4 separate regions of the Mus musculus genome follow, and all the other regions are linked to region 1. The links are chromatin loops, found by intact Hi-C in ENCODE. Cell type or tissue: heart. All regions are shown on one strand.

Region 1 (5,000 bases):
CTGGCTTACAGGTTCAGAGGTTCAGTCCATTATCATCAAGGCAGGAGCATGGCAGCATCCATACAGGCATGGTGCAGGTGGAGCTGAAAGTTTTACATCTTCATCAGAAGGCCTCTAGGAGAAGACTGGCTTCCAGGCAGCTAGGATGAGGGTCTTAAAGCTCATGCTCACAGTGACACAACTACTCCAACAGGGCCACACCTCCCAACAGTGCCAATCCCTGGGCCAAGCATATACACACCATGGCAGGCAAGCACATGCTTCATGAAGTGCACGACCTGCATGTGGAGGATGCAGGATGTGATTGCTCTCACACATGGGGACCAGCTTCTAAGAGAAAGACTTGTGCATAACTCTCTATGCTAAGCATTTCTGAGCTCAGATGGAGACCAGAGCCAGTGAGGAGCCGAGCATTAAGAATAAACGCTGGTTCTGGAGGTAACATGTTCCCCTCCTTCCCTCTGACCTGTTTTATCTCTCCAAGTAATACTTACCAAACTCAGTAGAAACCAAGAAAAGGAGGGGAGGGGAGGGGAGGGGAGGGGAGGGGAGGGGAGGGGAGGGGAGGGGAGGGGAGGGGAGGGGAGGGGAGAGGAGAGGAGAGGAGAGGAGAGGAGAGGAGAGGAGAGGAGAGGAGAGGAGAGGAGAGGAGAGGAGAGGAGAGGAGAGGAGAGGAGAGGAGACATTGGTTGAGTTGTAGAGGGGCTTCCAGTCACTTTATCAGTGTGGAGAGACTGTTAAGGCTGGGAGAGCACAAGTTGTTCATCAATTAAGAGCCTTCTAACAGAACATTCTAAGTAGAGCCTGCTAAGGCCACTGGCAATGAAAAGACAAATTTGGGGTTAAGAGGCCTAAATTCTCAGTGCTGCTTCTGGTAAAAGAGGAGCTATCACTCCTTTCCTTTCCTGGAGCACTGATTAGAAAGTGTGACCTTGATGTTATTTCTGTGTCTTTGCAATGTGTACAAGCTCGGTTAAATGTTTGGTACTTACTTTTGTAGATCTGGAGATCTGAGGACACCCTGCCAGTTAGTTGGTTTTTCACTTACACCATGTGTGTTCTAGGATCAAATTCAGACTTAGCAGCAAGCACCTTTCTGCACTGGGTCATCTCACCCACCCTGTTTAAAAAGCTAAACCAACTTTAAGACACAGGAATAAATATTCTTTTCCAGACCCTACAGCCTCTCTACATGCTAAACATCAAGGGAGGCAACGCCATCCTTTCTGTTTCCTGGGACCTGGGAGCCTGACTTTGGTAGATGCCTCAGTTCCAAAGTACAAAAGCCCCATCTGTCACATAGGCATGGCATGAGATGTTTGTTTTTCCACTGCATGAGCCCAATTACCACACAGAGATAAGCAGCCTATTACCTGGAGAGTCTAAGATGAGATCTTTGAGCAGATGCTGTTACCAAAAAACCCTCTCTCTGGAACTGTCTAGTTATTGTTTACACCAAAAAAAAAAAAAAAAAATTAAAAGTGGTTACCTGTTGTACCTGATTAACGAGTTTAAAAGATGAGATAATCTTTCTCTTAAGAGATTGCCTAAGAGATGGATATCACGGTCTGCTTAGTGCTTAGTCAGCAGCAAGACTGTTTCCATACTCATTACTTTTGTGGGAAGGTGTCTGATGTGGGTGGGGGGTGTATGCGAGCCACAGAGCTCACATGAAGATCAGAGGACAACTTTCAGGAGTTGGTTCTCTCCTTCCACTTTTCTGCAGATTTCAGGGATCAAGTTCTTAGGTCATCATACTTGCCAAGGCAAGCTCCTTTTACCTGCCAAGTCATCTCATCGACCCAAGAGATATTATTATTATTATTATTATTATTATTATATTTTCCCAAGATCAATTATATCTGTACTCATGGGCAGAAATTATCGACCCTGCCACAGAGCTAAACACACAACACAATCTGCCCATTTATAAACCACAAAGTAGAATTTGAACAAAATACAAGCATCAAAATAAATTTTATCGAACCATAGACACAACTGTAAACCTATCATACTGACATCATGCTGTGTGAACATACTGCCTCTTTCCAGGTTTCTGAAACGGGAAAACAATAACAGGAGATGGAAATGGTCCAACGTGTATTAAGGGCATCTCAAGAAGAACAAACAAACAAACAAACAAGATTGTGTGTGTGTGTGTGTGTGTGTGTGTGTGTGAGAGAGAGAGAGAGAGAGAGAGAGACAGAGACAGAGACAGAGACAGAGACAGAGAGAGAGACTTAGGACTTGTTTGCAGGAATAGTTTCAATTATCAAAGTATCATATACAAAATAAAAGGCATCCACAACCTGGAAAATCCTGTTCCCAGCATTCAATTCACAGTCTTTTGTTTTCTTTTCCTTGAATAGTTTTGTGTTGGTTTTTGTTTGTTAGACAATTATATGATTGTATATATTGATATATTTAAACTAAATGTTCATAACAGCCTTTTTCAAACTTCCCTGTATCTACATGAAAATCAATTAACTGAATATATATAATATAATATAATATAATATAATATAATATAATCATTTCTCTCTTAGAGAACACTTGAATTATGTCTAATTCTGATGTATCTTAATACCAAGAGTTATACTGGCAAGGAAATCTTCAGAAAGCTACATCTAAGGATTTATTTTCAGAAACCAAATGCTTTCACCAGCAACTAATATTGTTTTCTAGAAAAGGAGTCTGTGTGCAATCATTCCCTCAGACATCCTTCGAATAGACTACAATTCAGCTTCCTTACAACTTTCATCCTTTCTACAGCGACACCTAGTGTTGCAACGGGGATTGTACCACTTCAGAAAAATTCAAATTCACTCCTTCCAACTGCCAGCAATCTCATAGGCACATAAAAAAACTTTCTCCCTACCTCTTCAACATAGTACTTGAAGTCCTAGCCAGAGCAATTCGACAACAAAAGGAGATCAAGTGGATACAAATTGGAAAAGATGAAGTCAAAATATCACTTTTTGCAGATGATATGATAGTATATATAAGTGACCCTAAAAATTTCACCAGAGAACTCCTAAACCTGATAAACAGCTTCGGTGAACTAGCTGGATATAAAATTAACTCAAACAAGTCAATGGCCTTTTTGTACACAAAGGATAAACAGGATTAGAAAGAAATTAGGGAAACAACACCCTTCTCAATAGTCACAAATAATATAAAATACCTTGGCGTGACTCTAACTAAGGAAGTGAAAGATCTGTATGATAAGAACTTCAAGTCTCTGAAGAAAGAAATTAAAGACGATCTCAGAAGATGGAAAGATCTCCCATGCTCATGGATGGGCAGGATCAACATTGTAAAAATGGCTATCTTGCCAAAAGCAATCTACAGATTCAATGCAATCCCCACCAAAATTCAAACTCAATTCTTCAATGAATTAGAAAGGGCAATCTGCAAATTCACCTGGAATAACAAAAAACCTAGGATAGCAAAAACTCTTCTCAAGGATAAAAGAACCTCTGGTGGAATCACCATGCCTGACCTAAAGCTTTACTACAGAGCAATTGTGATACAATCTGCATGGTACTGGTATAGTGACAGACAAGTAGACCAATGTAATAGAATTGAAGACCCAGAATTGAACCTACACACCTATGGTTTTATGAAATTCCTAGGCAAATGGTTGGACCTGGAGGGCATCATCCTGAGTGAGGTAACACAATCACAAAAGAACTCAAATGATATGTACTCACTGATAAGTGGATATTAGCCCAGAAACTTAGTATACCGGAGATATAAGAGATAATTTGTAAAACACATGAAACTCAAGAAGAATGAAGACCAAAGTGTGGACACTTTGCCCCTTCTTAGAATTGGAAACAATCACCCATGGAAGGAGTTATAGAGACAAAGTTTGGAGCTGAGACAAAAGGATGGACCATCTAGAGACTGCCATATCCAGGGATCCATCCCATAATTAGCCTCCAAACGATGACACCATTGCATACACTAGCAAGTCTTTGCTGAAAGGACCCTGATATAGCTGTCTCTTGTGAGACTAGGCCGGGGCCTAGCAAACACATAAGTGGATGCTCACAGTCAGCTATGGATGGATCACAGGGCCCCCAATGGAGGAGCTAGAGAAAGTATCCAAGGAGCTAAAGAGATCTGCAACCCTGTAGGTGCAACAACATTATGAACTAACCAGTACCCCGGAGCTCTTGACTCTAGCTGTGTATGTATCAAAAGATGGCCTAGTAAGCCATCACTGGAAAGAGAGGCCCATTGGACATGCAAACTTTATATGCCCCAATACAGGGGAACGCCAGGACCAAAAAGTGGGAATGGGTGGGTAGGGGAGTGGGGGGGATGGTATGGGGGACTTTGGGGATAGCATTGGAAATGTAATTGAGGAAAATACATAATAAAAAATATACAAAGAAAAAAAAAGAAAGTGAACACAATAAATGCAGACAAATATGCTGATGGTTAGGTAGACATGTAAAAAAAACAGTTGGGATCTTGCTACAATCTGAACTCTTGATTTACAGCCTCTTTACAGCAGGCTTCTCGGTGTTGGCTCACACTAGTGTCACCTGGATGTCTGGTGGCCCTTGGCTGTGATCAAGCTCCCCTGGGTGATTCTAATGTGTAGCCAAAGTTGAGAGGCACAAGGACTTGTGAGGGATTACCCTCCCTGTATTTCCCTTTGTAAGTACAATGGTCAATCTCAATTGTCAACTTGATTGGATTGAGAAGTGTCTAGAAATAAGCACTCCTCTGGGTATGTCAGTGGAGACATTTCTAGAAGCAATTAGTTAAGGGAGAGGCCTTCCCTACGTGTGGGATGTGGGCAACACTTTCACACAGCCTGTAGAGGAATACAGAATAAGAGGAGAGAATGAAGACAGCCAACAGACACATGTTCTGCCATCCTCTACATCAGAAATTCCTCCTTCAAGTTATTCCTCAGATTTTTGTCATCACAGCAGTGAAAACCCTAAAGCAGGAGATCATCTGAGGTCCTGAAGAAGTGTAAT
Region 2 (5,000 bases), 63 kb before region 1:
AGACCCTGACTTCTCAAATATGAGGTGGCGGCAGTGACAGCAGCAGCTGCTGGGGGCTGCCTCGGACTCCTTAGACAACTTACACAGGAGCTGGTTGATGCACCCCCTTCGTCAGAGCTTCCTCTGGGCAAGTGAAAGGTGCAAGCCTTCACTTGCTGTGGTGTCTCAGCTCTCTAAGTGACCCTGCCTGTGCTGGCCCCTATGCCTGTGGTGGTGGTGCAAGCCTGAAGGAGGCAGAGTCGTCTCTGATGGCCCTGGTTGCTGATTCTCTGAAGGCTTACTGCTGCCAAGATGCTCCTGCCCATGTTTGTTGTGGTGTTTGTGGTGGCTATGAGCCTCTGAGGGCTCCGCAGTTTTATTGGCAGTAGCTGAGGTCACAGTTTTACAGAAGTCTTCATCTTCAAGACTCTGGAACAAATTTATAAACCCACTTGTTAACATGCTTATAGAATTATCATGAACGCATGAAAAAATTACGTGTAGGGCCAACATATGTTATTTCAACAAGTGAATTGGGATACACCTGGCTAGTATATCAACGAAAAAGAGCCCTATCCTAGTCTCAATGTCTAAAATTTTTATAATAGGTTTAAAGAAGCAAAACTACTAGATTTCTCTCTGTAAAATCAAAACTTAATAAACTGGCTGAAAAAACTTACATCCTAATGAAGTCAGCCAAATATTTCAGAATCTTAACATCGGTTCTGCTACAAGTCACTTTGCAAACCTGCCATCTGATCTAATCCTGTTTTCTAAAGCTAAATAGCTTCTCTCTGACAACTCAAAGATGTCAGTAAAGACTGGCAACTTTACATTCTGCTTCATGAGAAAATGTTTTTAATTTCATCAAAGCTTTGGTAGTGTTTTCACAGTTCTGTTGGATAAAAAAGCCATCATAGCCTACTTTAATTGACAGCAGCTTTTTTCTCTCTTGGTTGAACAAATAAGGTATCATATAATTGACAGCAAAACAGAAAGGTGCTGATTTGATGTAGATATCAGATCCTATGCTATGTTATTCTCCTTAGCAAATAGTTTATAAGTTTTAAGCCAATTATATGAAATCTTTCTGCCTTTTTTTTTCCAATATGGCTGGACATTTAGAGCAGGCATTTCCACAAATGCAAAACCAGAAGTAACCCCAAAATATAAAAAATTAAATCTTGATAGCACTAATTATTTAGTGTTGGTTCAAGTTTAAGAGCTTTATTTGCAACCCAGTATCCTCATCTTTAAAATCTGAAACTAACATTCAGAATTTTATAAATATTAAAATCAAAGTGGTACGATTAATGTGACCTGCCAACAACATTAGTCAATTCCTATATAATTTCAGAATATTTCTTGAACCTGAATTTAAATTTTAACACTCTGGCCAATTTGGGAAATACTGTTTAAAGATATTTTAAGTGCAAAAGAAAAAATTTTAGTCAATAAAAATTAAATTTTTATAGAAATATTTAAATGTACTTCTTTCTCATAACAAGAAGTAAATATTTTCGTGGTTATGAGGAGATATCAAGTAATTAGTGGTATACATTCCTTTTTCAGAGGAGTGTAATACTTCAACTAACAGAAGAAAAAGAGGCTAGCTCTTTAGCAAAGCTGGTTGTCCTGAATCAAGGGACAAATTAAATAGTTATCTAGTTTCAGTTCCCTGACCAGTAACATCACAGATGAGCTTTTCTCTGAACATGCCCAGGTTACCACAGTCAGAATATTTTAAATGTTGACTAAATTCTTCGAGCACTTATCCTTATGCAACAGCATTCATTAGTAGCTGACATAGTGGTCTACGATAGTTTTTTATTACCTTTAGATGTTTATTTATTTTTACTTCATGTATATGAGTCCCTTGGCTCCATGTATTGAGAGCACTGCATTTGTGCCTGGTACCCTTAGGCCAGAAGAGGGCACTGGGTCCCCTGGAACTGGAATTAAATGGCTCTAAGCTGCTGTGTGGGTGCTGGGGACTAAATGGGGCTTCTCTGCAAATGCAGCAAGTATTCTTAACCACTGAGCCATCTCTCCAGTCATGGTTTGTTTGTTTTGAAAGGCTTTCTAGATAAAAGCATCAATATGAATCTTGAAAATATGTTTTAAGGTGTGTTACCTAACACAAATCATGCATTAAAATTTTTCCTTTTATAATCGATAGCAAGCCACTTATTAGATAGATTTTTTTAAGAGTTTTCTCTTTATCCCCCAGTAAAAGCAATTGAGAAAAATGCCTACCGTGAGATTGCAGTTTCCGCACCTCTCCTCACAGTAAGCGATCTTAATGGCTTCTTCAACATATGGGAATGTGAGGAAGGAGTAAGGCAAACCAAGGTGATACACAAGACGGCCACATCTAAAAGGCAAACATAAGGTTCTACTGTAGTTTCTGTACTGCAACCCTACCTGGTCTACATTGCATTAGGTGTCAGGGGCCAAGACCCTTCCATGCCTTTAATAGATTTCCTTGATTGGAGTCTACAACTGAGTTTCCAGGATGTATACCAGGTCAGATTAGAGCAAGAATACACTGAGTTTAATCTTAAAATTTTGAATTATACATGTTACTAAATAATAAAAAATGTATAATAACTGACTCAAATATATATTTAATTTTAATTTTATAGTCTGCCAAAGACTAATCATGGGAGCTTTTCATAACTGCTTAGGCAAGATAAATTTTACAGAAGCAGAAATCATAGCACAACAAAAGCAATATCCAAGTTTGGGGCAGACTCTTATCTATTTATTATTTTTGTAGTGTAGGAATCAAACCCAGCCCTTACATCTGCTATATAATTACTCTGTCAGTGAGCTACATCCCCAGTCCCCGATTTTTTTTTTTAAGGTAGATTCTCATAATATAACTCATCTTAGCCTTGAACTCACTGTGGCATCTAAGCTAGCCTGAAACTCATGGTTCTCCTGTCTACTGAATGTCACAAGTACTGGCACATGGATGCCCTGTGCTCACTAGCTCACTATTCAAAGACCTGACACAATAAAGTCTCCAATAAAATAAAATAGCTAGAATTACAATTTGACATTCTCAAAAATGGTAAAGTTGAAATGTCCATTTTTACAGATATTGTACCCAAAATATACATCTTTACATGAGTGGCAAACTGTTGTACTTGCCACTGACTAGATTAGTTTAGAAGCCTGAAAGAATGAAATGTAATGCTAAAATGATATGTAACATGAGGCAAAGGAAACATTCGGCCCCTGTAGGACAGAAGAAAGCAAGCATCAACTAAGAATATTTTACAGAAGACAATATATGCATTGAAATTCTCTAAAACTATGAATATTTTATTAATCATAGATGTAAGACTTAGGAGCTGGTGAATGACTACAATTCCTTAACACCTGCCTGTCACAGTTTTCTGAAGGGCAGATGGCAGCAAGGCCATCCCCCCAAGACCATGTTTTTTTTTGCAGAATATTCAGTGTGAAGAGAAGAAAACTGAATCCCCCTGAATAATACAAAGTTGTTAACAGGAGGAATGTAGTAGGAAGAATGAGAAGGAGGGAGGGAGGAAGGGGAGAGGAGGCAACAGGAAGCTGTGGAAAGAAATAGCAGGGCAGAGTCTGCCATAGGGTAGAAACTGAAAATGTCTCCAACAGTAAGGAGTCCCATGAGATGAAAGGTGAACTGTGGCATTCGGTAGTGAAGAAGACCACTGTGTGCAGTAAAAGTAAATAAATAGGAAGGGCCCGGAGGACAGCTCACCTGTCATAGATGAGGAAGTCATCTTTGTTTCCATTTAAGAGAGTCCAGACATCTATGCCATCTTCTTCTTGTCTGTACACTGCGATGTGTTCTGACACCTGCTTTTTAAGATGTGAGTGTTTTAATTGGGAAGGAGATCCTTGATGGTTAACAACAATGTAAGAGATGTTAAAATATCCTTGGCTTTCTAGTTTTATGCGCAGGTCTTCCAATCTAGGGGAAAAACACATGAAATTAATGATGACATTTAGTTTGCTTATCTGTTCTGCCATCTACATTCTTTGTGCGTTCTGCGATTCTCTTATTATTTTTAACTGGCTTATTTTTGTGTTTGTTATAAGGCAACTTTTACTTTTACAGTTATTTATAACTTGAAACAATGCTAAATGTTTGCATGAACATGAGCTTCAAATTAGATAAACTTAGATTCACTTTGCATATATACAGAATGTTATGCCACTAATAGTTGGTGGATGAGTCAACCAATGTTTTTTGTTTATGGTTGTTAAATGATGCAGGACCTTTTATTAGCATCTTAGCATTTAGTGTGTGTACTGGCTTGCAGCCTTTCTCTGCTCTTAAAGAATCTGCTCCACTAATAGGAAAACATGTTCAAAGCCCAGGAATGCCACAGTAAACATTTTGGTAGTACTGGATATATCCATGGTGTATGGTGTGTATGTGTGTGTTTGTGTGTGTGTATGTGTGTGTGTGTGTGTGTGTGTGTGTACAGCTATAAGATGCCCTCATCTTTTCATTAGATGTGTGCTATGCAAACATATTTGTCTTCAAAGGTGTTATTTAACCATTACATTATTCCTATTTATATTGCCTTTTATATGCATACATTAATATTTAATAACCTTTCGCTAAGAATATCCTAAGCCTTAAAAGATCACTTACCTGGATGCCTGCAGAAGACACAAGTATCAGCTGGCTTGAAGAAGAGCAACCACTGTCACTTTGCCCTCTGAGTTTAGCATTGGATTTTGATCTCCTATGTACCACTCCGGGGCTTTGTAACAAGCAGAGCTTTGGCCTTGGCTCTCTGCTCCTCCATAGGGGAGGAGACAGAGAGCCAGGGCAAGCCCTAGGCTTCTCCACATTGCTGAGGTTGTCCTATAAAACAAGAGATGTAATCTTCATTGATAACTTCACAGTCATTGCTATGAATTTCTTTAAACACGGTAGGTACAATGCTACTTATTATAACTTAGCATATGGATTCTATTTCCATTTTGTTAGGCTCATTACGCCATTGTCATGAGCC
Region 3 (5,000 bases), 140 kb before region 1:
ACAGAGAAGTCTTTAGGGAGGAAGGCATCTGGAGCATTAAAATGGAATAAAAATCTCAACTCTCTATCTTGGACCTTTGCACAAAAGTGTATAGCTGGCAACATCAGGGGAAATATGGAAGCCAAAGAGAATAAAATGGAAGTGTTTAAATAACAAACTGACAGTTTATTTTCTGTAGAGATGCTATTGTTTCTATATGGTGTGTCTCCAAAAATATTCATGTCAGAAACTTGGTCCCAGTGTGGCAGTATTATGAGGTGGTGGGACTTTAAGAGGCTGTGTTTAGAAAATGGTTCTTAGATTATTGGGAACCTTAGCTTTGGAAGAGATTAATATAGTTCTTAGCAAATCACAATTCATTCACAAGAAAGATATTCTTTAAAAACATGTGACACAAACTACTTAGTCCCTCTGACGTCCTATGTCACCATGAGATCTTTCTCACCACACTCCCAACCTTCCATTGCCCCTCACCAGAGATGAACTGAAGCCAAAACGCTTGATCTTGAGTCTCAGAACTGCAAAATAAATAAATAAATGTCTTTTCTTTATAAGTTCCTCAGCATCAGATAGTTCTTAATGGTAATGGAAAGTGGACTAATTCAGAAGACCGAGAGTCTAGGTCTCTTGCTTCATTTTACTTATTTATTTATAAATATGTTAAGCTGTCTCAAGTCATAAAAATCTGGATCCTATAGCCCATTAGTATCATAGTCATATAGCCAGTTTGCATGTTCACATGCTTAAAAATTCCTTACACATACATAGTACTCTATTTTGTTTATCATAGGCTATACACAAAAATAAATTCATAGGATTGGATATACCTCAGTGGTAGAGAGCTTTCTTAGCTTCTACTCAGGCCCTGAATTCAACACATATCACTATAATCTATATGCATATGTATATATACATATTTAAATTTTATATATAGCTGAATCAAATGATATTCTGAAAGGTGTTTAATATTTATTAGAGCAGAATGCTTCTTGAGATATACTTTAAACAAGTTTACTTATTTAGGGAGAGATAATTCTCATTTAGTGGTTTATAAAACAGGAATTTGAAGGCAGAGTCTATATCTTGTTTATCAACATGTTATTTTAAAGGTGTTGCAGTACACATCAAATTAGAAGTCCATCCATAATAAGAATAGAAGTTAATCTCTGTTTGAGTAGTCTTCAGAGCCTTTTCTGATTTGGAGGCTACCGTCCATTGGATTTGCTTGGAGCAACTGAGAGCTTGTTCTAAGGCTATGAAGAGCATGCCATCGGCTGCATTCTGATCAGTAAGACAACATTATCAGCTCATCTTTGATTTGAAATTTCTTTATATGAATCTTTTAAGCCACTTCTTTGTTACAAGACAGTTATAGCTGAGCTACATCTTTTCAGTCCATATACCCTTTAAATCAGCCAAGAAGAGCCTGAAAAACTTCTGCAATGCCAAGAGATGAGGGATTAATTTATGAACAGGCACTCTGAATCATGACCCTTCCACTCTTTGTGTGAAGTTCCTCCCATAGCATGTGACTCATGTACATGGGCTTAGTGACTCTGTATGAATCTGATACGCAGTATTAGAAATCCCTCTTAATTTCTTTCTATCCCTTAATGGATCACCTGACATAACCAACTGCGACACTAGATAATCTTTTGGGTCCCTATGGCTGAACGTGTAGATACTAATTTTACTTAATTTAACAAATATCTCTGTTGCCAGGATTCCCCACCAGCCTGCTAACATCTCTTTTTCAGCCCTTTGATTCTGGAGCATATCCTGCAACATGCTCCCTTAAACCTGCCCATTCCCTCTCCCTGACTGTTACTCTCCATTCTTGAAATATATAGCCTATTGCCACGCCTCCCCAGAAAGCAGCAACCTGAACAGCTCCAAGCTCTCCAAGCTGTAGTTGTCCACCACTAATAGTTTGTAAGGGCAACCTTGGTAAAGAAAGCTTATGAGAAAGCTCTGGCTTTGGCGTACATGTTTGAGAGCATCAAGAAATTAATCCCCTTTCATTAAACCCAAAGACTTAGTTTCATTTTGTTTCCAGTCTGCCTATCTATTGACGGTGTACCTAAATACCTATTTGCTGCCACCTAGTGTATTGAAATGTAGTGACATGTGATTTTTTTTTTTTTTTTGACATGTGAAATTTTAATTCATTGGATGCTGGAACATAACTTACTATTCAGAATGACTCTTCATTTTGATTTCTCATAAGCTTCCACTTTATTGCTGTGACCTAAAAATCATCATAATTTTCTGTCATACAGTCTAGGGGCTCAGGAGCAAGCCAAGCCCTGAAAATGGTACCCTTGGATATTAATTAGGCTTTGCAACTCTTGGGTACATAGTAAGCACAAAACAACAGAAACCATGATTTTTACTTCATAGAGGCAGTAGAACACACTCTCACTCTTTACCAACCACAGGATCATTGGAAGTTCGGTCCCTCTTTAGACAGCATCTTTTTCTGCTTGTGGTAAAATGGGATGGCAAGTCTGGCTAGCTTCAAGCTCTAAGAATCTATGACTCTAAATAAGCCAAAGCCATGTCCCAGAAGACAGCTCTGTGCTTGTATGAATGTCATTTCTATGAGAATATCTGACCTCTGGTTATAGATAGAAGTGAGCAGAGCTCCTGACTTGAATAGGAAGGACCAAATGGCAGGCAGTGATTTTATTCTTGAGAGCTGTCCCTGGACTGTTGTCCACCAATATATAGGCTAATCATATATATATCTCCAGCCTCCTGACCTCTTAAGGAAATTTAGAAGTGAGCTCCTGTAAATAACCTATTTCCCAAGCTAGCTTAGAATGTTGCATCCCCTTTATTTAAACAACACTACATAGTGTTTTCAGTATATGTTACAATGTTTCATTTGGGGTTCTTATGAGTCTTATTTTCTCCATCAGTCAGACGGGTTTTTTTCAGTCTGGGACATCTTCAGTTTCTCATTTCTGTGAAAAAAAAAATCTAGCACATCCTGAAGGCATTGCATATGTTTCTCATAATTATGATGTTTTCCCATTTATCTTACATACATGGAGTAAAAGGTTAAAAATAAGGTGTTTTCAGATTGTGTCCACAGCACTTAGTCTCTAGCCTTGGTCTCTACAGCTATCTAGCAGCTCATAGATGCTTATAACTCTTTGAACTTAATGCCAAGAATGAAAAATCCTACAGCATACCATATGGGGAGAAGAACTTTGAAGTGAGAAAATTGTGGTTTCATGTTCCAGCTTTACCATTTACTGCATCTGTGTTTTGTCAAGAAATTATCTGACCTCTCAGAAGCATCCCGTTAGCTATAAGTGAGGATCACAACACTAACACACAACATTTTATACACAGAAGTGTGTGTATGAAATAACAAAGCACATGCTAGGAGTATGGCATACAGTAGGAACCTAATCTCTTCTAGAATACTTTTACACAATGCTTAAGTAAATGTTCTGCTTATATCCAAAGTCAGGGGATGGGGGAAGACTGAAGAGATGACTCAGTTGACAAAACACTTGCCATGCAAGTGTGAGAACTCAATTCAGACTTCCAGAACCCATGGTGCAACAGCATGTATCTCCAATACTCCAGAGCTCATGGATCATCTCTTTTGGTATAGGCAATTATGAAGAACAAAGAAATGTGTCTCAAACAAGGAAGAAGGTGAGACCCAATAATGAAGCATGTCCTCTGATTTCCATACACATATACCATAAAATGTTCATACCTACAACACACACACACACACACACACACACACACAAATAGCATGCATGTACTTTACACAAAAAATATTTTTTCAATTACTCAAGTTAAAAGTAATCAGAATAGTTTTATAATTCTGTGATACATTTACATTCAGAAGCTATTGTCATCAAATGTGATTCTGTTGCCCAAGATGTAAATTCTAGGAATGTGGAGAGACATGGCCATCATGCAAAGAGTGCTCCTAGCATCTAGTAGGCAGAGGGTAGGAATGATGTTAAATATTTCAAATGCACAATAAGGCACTGGGAACATGGATTACCTAGTCTAAAATACCCAAAGTGCAGAGGTGTAAAAAGTTCTGTTGGATTCTAGATACTTAATATAGAAATTCTGAGTAGACAAATAGAAAAAAATGCTTCCATTTTGGTTAGCTATGAGGAGTTTCACCTTGCCAAGGGTTCATATTTTAATTATGAAATATTTTTAATTTTAATTTTAATTATGAAGACTAAGATCAAGTAAAGTTTTGCTGTTTTTCCTTGAAAGTCAATTCCCAGCTGTATCTAGACCTACTAAAGCACTAGAAATAGTGTGTAGCTCTCCTCAGTCCTGGTAGTAGTTATTTGCCAAAAACTAACCACAAGTCAAGTACTGTGTAACTCACATCTCAGTGACTATAAAGAATAAGGACAATAATTCTGCTAGCAAGTTGTACATTTGAGAATCAACCTCAAATCCCACTAGTTTCCAAGCTCATCTTTCCATGGTTATATTAATGATGTGATCCATGGGCATTTGTAACTCTCTGCCAAAGCTTACCATAGCTCTTCTCTCTGGACTCACACGGAGATGAAGCCTGAGAGTCAACCTTGCTCCCAGGATCTGCTTCCAAGAATTTTACACTAACTTCCGTGACTCAGCAACTTACACAGTTGGACTCTTAGCTGAACTCTTGTAGTGTATTAGAAAGTACAATGGGAGAAGTCCTGGAAGACAGCTGTGAGCTCACATGTTCACTCCATGCCAGTGGAAGTCAAGACCTGATCTATTTGAGAGACACCAAACCAATCATGGACAGCAGAGAGTCATGCTGACCATGTTGCCATCCTCTGAGAGCTACAGAAGCAGTTTTGCATCTTTATTACATGGAATTGTGCCCCCCACACCCCGCTTCCCCAGGATTCAGTACATGCTGCTTCACTTTGATAATGCAATCCCTATTTGGCATGTTTCCCCCCAAGACTCAGTATCTGAAGGGCCTTTCAGTATAAACACTTGAGAAA
Region 4 (5,000 bases), 230 kb before region 1:
CTGTATGTGTCTGTGTGTGTCCATCTGCGTGTATCAGTGTGAATGAATGTGTGCATCTGTGTATGCACATGTCTATGTCTGTGTGTGCCTGTGTGTCTGATGTGTGTGTGTGTCCGTCTGTCTGGTTTGTGTGTGTGTATGTGCATGTTCATGTGTATGCACTCATGCACACATGAAAAACTCCAAACACAAGCAAAAGGGCTCCTTTGATAAAAAGCTTTTTCCATCCTCCTCCTGGTGCTGAGCTCCTTCAGTCATCCAGGGCTTCACTAGAGATGGAAACCCACTAGCTATGAGACTCACTTCCCCACTTAATTTATGATTTGTCTCCCTCAGTACTTAACCTTGACAGCCTCTGTCATCAAATACCAATCAATGTTAATCCATTTTGACATCCTCGCCTTTCCACCTGCTGCCCTCTAGTGGAAGTGCTGACAAGTAGCAAAATAGTAACCAACCAAGAACTGACTAATGCACACAGGTCACCACATGCCCGCACTGGATATCACTGACCATAACTATGCCAGGAATTATCAGGACCACCTCAAGCTGTTTAGACTTCATTGGCACACAATAGACTGGCACCTATACATGAGCTTCTTTTCAGGCTTCTACCACAAGATTACACTCTCTATTCTCCCTCTTCCTCCTCTCTACCATCCTCCTCTTTTTCTAACATAAATCCCAAATTCCACTCTCTCAAAAAATAAAATAGTTCTTCATCTACCTCCTCATCATTTGGATTTTGGAAAAATTTAAAAGTTGCAGGGTTTCTTTCCTTCCAGGCACCAAGTAACAAGGTGAAAGGGTATTGATTGGGTATTATCATTGTGAAGTGATGTCATCCTAGGTCCTTTGAGATCCTGGGGTGGTCCTGTCTCATCCAAGAAGCAGTAAAATTAAAAAGCCTTTAAAGGTCATGGAATATCACACAGCTAGTGGAACAGCTAGTCCCGCAATGCAACCTGGGTAGATTAAGGCTCTCCTGTATTTCTTTAAGGTTCTCATTGTCTGGTCTTCTATTTAGTAATATGAAAATAACTTCTATGGGAAATGATGTTCGATCCAACTTAATGGTACTTACTGTATTTGTGGCAAAACCATTCAGCATTCATGTTGTTAGTGTTTAACAATTACCCTGTCTCTCTACAAACCCCAGTCCTCATTTTTTAAAATTAGGTATTTTCCTCGTTTACATTTTCAATGCTATCCCAAAAGTCCCCCAGACCCATACCCCCACCCCCTACCCACCCCCTACCCACCCCCCCACCCCCTACCCACCCCCCCACCCCCTACCCACCCACTCCCCCTTTTTGGCCCTGGCGTTCCCCTGTGCTGGGGCATATAAAGTTTGCAAGTCCAATGGGCCGGATCCAGAGTTGCTTAGCAGAGGAGCTAAGTTGAGGTAGGTAACTTTGGATGGATGATAAAGATTGTAAAAACTACACAGCTGATGCAGTTGATCCTAGATTTCATGAGGCAGCTGCTGTCTTCTACCAGCTTTGGGGAAAACTAGTTATTTATTTGATAACCAGCAGAGCAGAACCTTAACTCGAGCACCAATATAAATGCCTACCCCTCTCCTACCCCCAAATCACATATGATCACCAACAACTTTAAGCTTACCCTTTTTAGTGTGTGATGGTTTTTCATATTCTTCTTTTGTTAGCTTATTTTAGTAATTTTCCTTAAGGCACACACTAGTGTGAGGTTTCTATTGGCCAATTTTTCTTGAATAACAGCTATGCAGCATTATTCTTAGTAGCATACTCTCATACAACATCTTCAACCTCTTCTTAATATCTTTTAGATTTATTGATTTTATTTTATAAATCTTTTGCCTGTTCACGTGTATGTGAGTGCATGCATGTGTGGTGTCAGTGGAGGTCAGAAGAGGGTGTCAGGTTTGCAACTGGAGTTTCGGATGATTGTGCGTCAGAGTGTAGGTGCTGGGAACTGAACCCAGGTACTCCGCAAATGTAACAAGTGCTCTCACCTGCTGAGCTGACTCTCCAGCCCCAAGCTCCTCGACTTTCTAACTATACTACAGGGAGGGGTGTACCTCTGTCATGACACTTCTCAATGGAGACTGAAGGATTTCTTTTCAAATTTGGATTGGCTCTGTCTCCCTACATGGCTGGTAAAGTAAGAAAAGAAAACTATCTTGAAGTTGGATTTCTCATCACTTCTAAGCTTTGGTTTTTTCTTTGTTTGTTTGTTTGTTTGTTTTCAAGACAGGGTTTCTCTATATAGCCCTGGCTGTCCTGGAACTCACTTTGTAGACCAGGCTGGCCTTGAACTCAGAAATCCACCTTCCTCTGCCTCCCAAGTGCTGGGATTAAAGGTGTGCACCACCACGCCCAGCTACTTCTAAACTTTGTTATCTGCTAGGTAAATAAATTTCCAGGCTTCCAGGGCAACTGTTAAACCCCTGTTAGTTTACACGTGTGAATCTACAGACCAGACTCATCCAAAGCCTGCAAAAGCCCTTCCTACTCCACACGATCTGTGTTTTGTGCAACAGTTGAGGTTCCAGAAGAATTAATAAATCAAGAATTAATGAATCTGCTTTCCTGCTGTCCTGCCCACTGGTGCTTTTCTTGCCTCCTGGCTCTCAGCTCCAAGGATTCCTTCTATCCCCTCCTCAATTTTTCTCCTTTAGTTTTCTAACTCATAAACAGTCTGTCAACAATGCTAAGATGCCACCACAACTAAAAGGATTCACAATTAAGCCTGTTATTGAATAAATAGGCCCATATAAATGCTGGGGTTGTATCTTATTTTTACATGTATTTGAGTTTGAACGTTCTAATGGCTGGCAGCTGAGATTCAGGAGCCTGTTTCAGGGTTGGAGAGATGGCTCAGTGGTTAAGAGTACTGAGTGTTCTTCCTAAGGTCCTGGGTTCAATTCCCAGCAACCACATGGTAGCTCACAATCATCTGTAATGGGATCTGATGCCCTCTTCTGGAGTGTCTGTAGATAGCAACAGTGTACTCACATATATAAAATAAATAAATAAATAAATCAGGTACCTGCTACATATCCTTTCAATCTCTTCCTATAGCAAGCACTGAAGGTTTCATAAGGTGTAAAAAGAATTGCTATCTATTTTCTGACGTTGTTTTTAGTCTGTTTCTGTTTCCATAGTTTCTTTGCTTTTAAATTATACTTAAATAGTATGTACTATTCCCCTGCTTATGAACCCTTTTGAAGTTTGGAGATGTCAAAGAATATATGTATCTTTATGTTTTGAAAATGAAATTCTGAATAAATACCAAAAAGTGTATTTTATTTGAAGAAACCTAAAAAGAAAAAAAAAAAGGTGGAGGTAAACTCATAGGTCTGAGAGAGACATTTTCTAATGTACTATCAGTGATGCTAACCTAATGAGAGTCACAGGTGGTTATATAGTATGCAGGCAGTACAGCTGATAGTGGTCAGGACATAGGCTGGATTCCATGCTGACCCTGCTGACCTCACAGAAGTGACTTCATTGTTCTATGCCTCTGTTTCCTCATTTATAAAAGGGGATAATTAGATACTTAACACAAAGGGTTATTGAGAGGATTGAGACATATAAAGAACATTCAAAAAGCCTGTATAAACGTAAGCTGTTATCACGTGTAGAAGAAGAAAACAGAAGTCAGAGTTTTTAGGCACCTTGGAACATGGTTTCATTCTCTTTCCTCCTCCTTAGCCTTCTCTGACTATGTTGGCCCTTACAGCACACTCCTGTGTCCTAGGTCACTCTCCAAACTTTCAAAGAGTCCATGAAAGTATTTAGAAGGAAAGGGTACATATGTGTCAGGGTTTGTGATGGTTAATAATACTTTCCAACTAAAGTATCCATGTCCAATGATAATGGGCTTTAGGGCAAGAGAAAGCACCTTTTTTCTAACACTATATTTAAATGAGTGATTTTTTTTTGTTTTAAAGTTAGAAATGTACCCTACATAATTAATAGCTGTTAAGTGCTGAGAGCAGAAGAATCGGTCTTCTCTACAGACAAGTCCCCAATAGGTTGCCCAACCCCAAGCAGTCATCCCTAGACACATGTATACATGAACAAAAATACATTAACCCAGCATGTTATTTACATATGTATGTGTGTCTGATTATGACAATAATAATTAAAGGCTAAGAGGCCATGAATTTGAGGAGTTGGGAGAAAGTGGGGAGACTTGGAGGAAGGAAGGGCAGAAATTATGTGACTACAGTAATGGTATAAGAAATTCTCAAAATATAAATGTAAAGATTTTTTAATTAAAAGAGAAATTGACCCTATAATTGAAAAAAAGAACCACTGGGCTTGGGTAGAAAGGACAAACACTCTGGAGATTTCATACCTGCTCTTAGGCAAGAGGTTACACTTGAACAACACTTGTCTTCATCCGTTTAGGGGCACAGTGCCCTCATTTTGCAGAGGTAATGCCCATGAAAAGCAACAGGAAGCAGAGTTATCCTTCAAGAAAGCAGTGCGTTTGGAATATCTTTCCAGACTCTCTACTCTTTACCATTCCTCCCCCAGGGCCCCACTGACCTCAAAGGTCCCCTCTTGCCAGGTCATAGAGGACATCTGAACTAGAGGACTGGATCTCCAGCCAAAGCTAGTAAAGGTGAAGAATGCTTGGCTAAAAAAAGCCCAAACACGTGGCACTGAGCATAGCAGAGGCAGCTTTTGTTTTTGCTTGTTTGGTTAGTTGATTTTTAGAGAAATGGTATACATAACATGGTAGTTTTAAGGGTCAAAATATGGAATTGTCACATACATGAGATCAGTCATTCCTAAACACTGAGCCCAAGAGTCCTATACACCAAAAAGAGGGTGTGTAACCTTGTCTTAATTTTTCCTTATTGAGTTTTTAAGCGTATGAGTATCTTTTAAACAAAGAATCACCTTTGTTTAAAATACAGTAGACTGAAAAATATGAATGTATATTTCAGAACAAACAAACAAGAAAGTATAAAGAAAAACCATTTGAAGGATTATACTTTCTGA

Evidence for each region. A loop is a pair of places that touch in the nucleus more often than their neighbours do. Peaks named below come from ENCODE experiments on the same cell type or tissue, not always from the same donor. Only the 100,000 strongest peaks of a DNase experiment are listed, where the experiment ranks them.
Region 2: it touches region 1 in a loop (4-fold over the local background); 13 of 42 quality-filtered maps call a loop at or near these places.
Region 3: a loop joins it to region 1, with 12 times the contacts of the local background. A loop is called at or near these places in 9 of 42 quality-filtered maps.
Region 4: a loop joins it to region 1, with 2.6 times the contacts of the local background. A loop is called at or near these places in 8 of 42 quality-filtered maps.

The regions. Positions count from the first base shown.
Region 1 is chr15:3,211,682-3,216,681 of GRCm38, reverse strand. It overlaps Gm52192 (a long non-coding RNA gene), which reads right to left and starts at 1,237. Exons shown (of 3, transcript XR_003951557.1): 1 at 993-1,237; 2 at 10-278. In heart, a CTCF peak has its summit at 2,779; no DNase peak of the experiment used is centred here.
Region 2 is chr15:3,274,510-3,279,509 of GRCm38, reverse strand. Selenop (selenoprotein P) reads right to left here. Exons shown (of 5, transcript NM_009155.4): 2 at 4,634-4,849; 3 at 3,731-3,943; 4 at 2,236-2,353; 5 at 1-408. The coding sequence starts at 4,836. Among named protein-coding and RNA genes, the nearest start is that of Selenop, 6.0 kb to the right of the region's middle. In heart, a CTCF peak has its summit at 1,889 (motif pointing right); no DNase peak of the experiment used is centred here.
Region 3 is chr15:3,353,542-3,358,541 of GRCm38, reverse strand. The region is part of intron 3 of Ghr (growth hormone receptor); the gene reads left to right. The region is part of intron 4 of Gm41254 (a long non-coding RNA gene); the gene reads right to left. Among named protein-coding and RNA genes, the nearest start is that of Ccdc152, 53 kb to the right of the region's middle. In heart, a CTCF peak has its summit at 2,101 (motif pointing left); no DNase peak of the experiment used is centred here; H3K4me3 peaks cover 219 bases.
Region 4 is chr15:3,437,159-3,442,158 of GRCm38, reverse strand. The region is part of intron 2 of Ghr (growth hormone receptor); the gene reads left to right. Among named protein-coding and RNA genes, the nearest start is that of Ccdc152, 140 kb to the right of the region's middle. In heart, CTCF peaks have their summits at 424 (motif pointing left) and 2,955 (motif pointing left); a DNase peak (open chromatin) is centred at 4,628.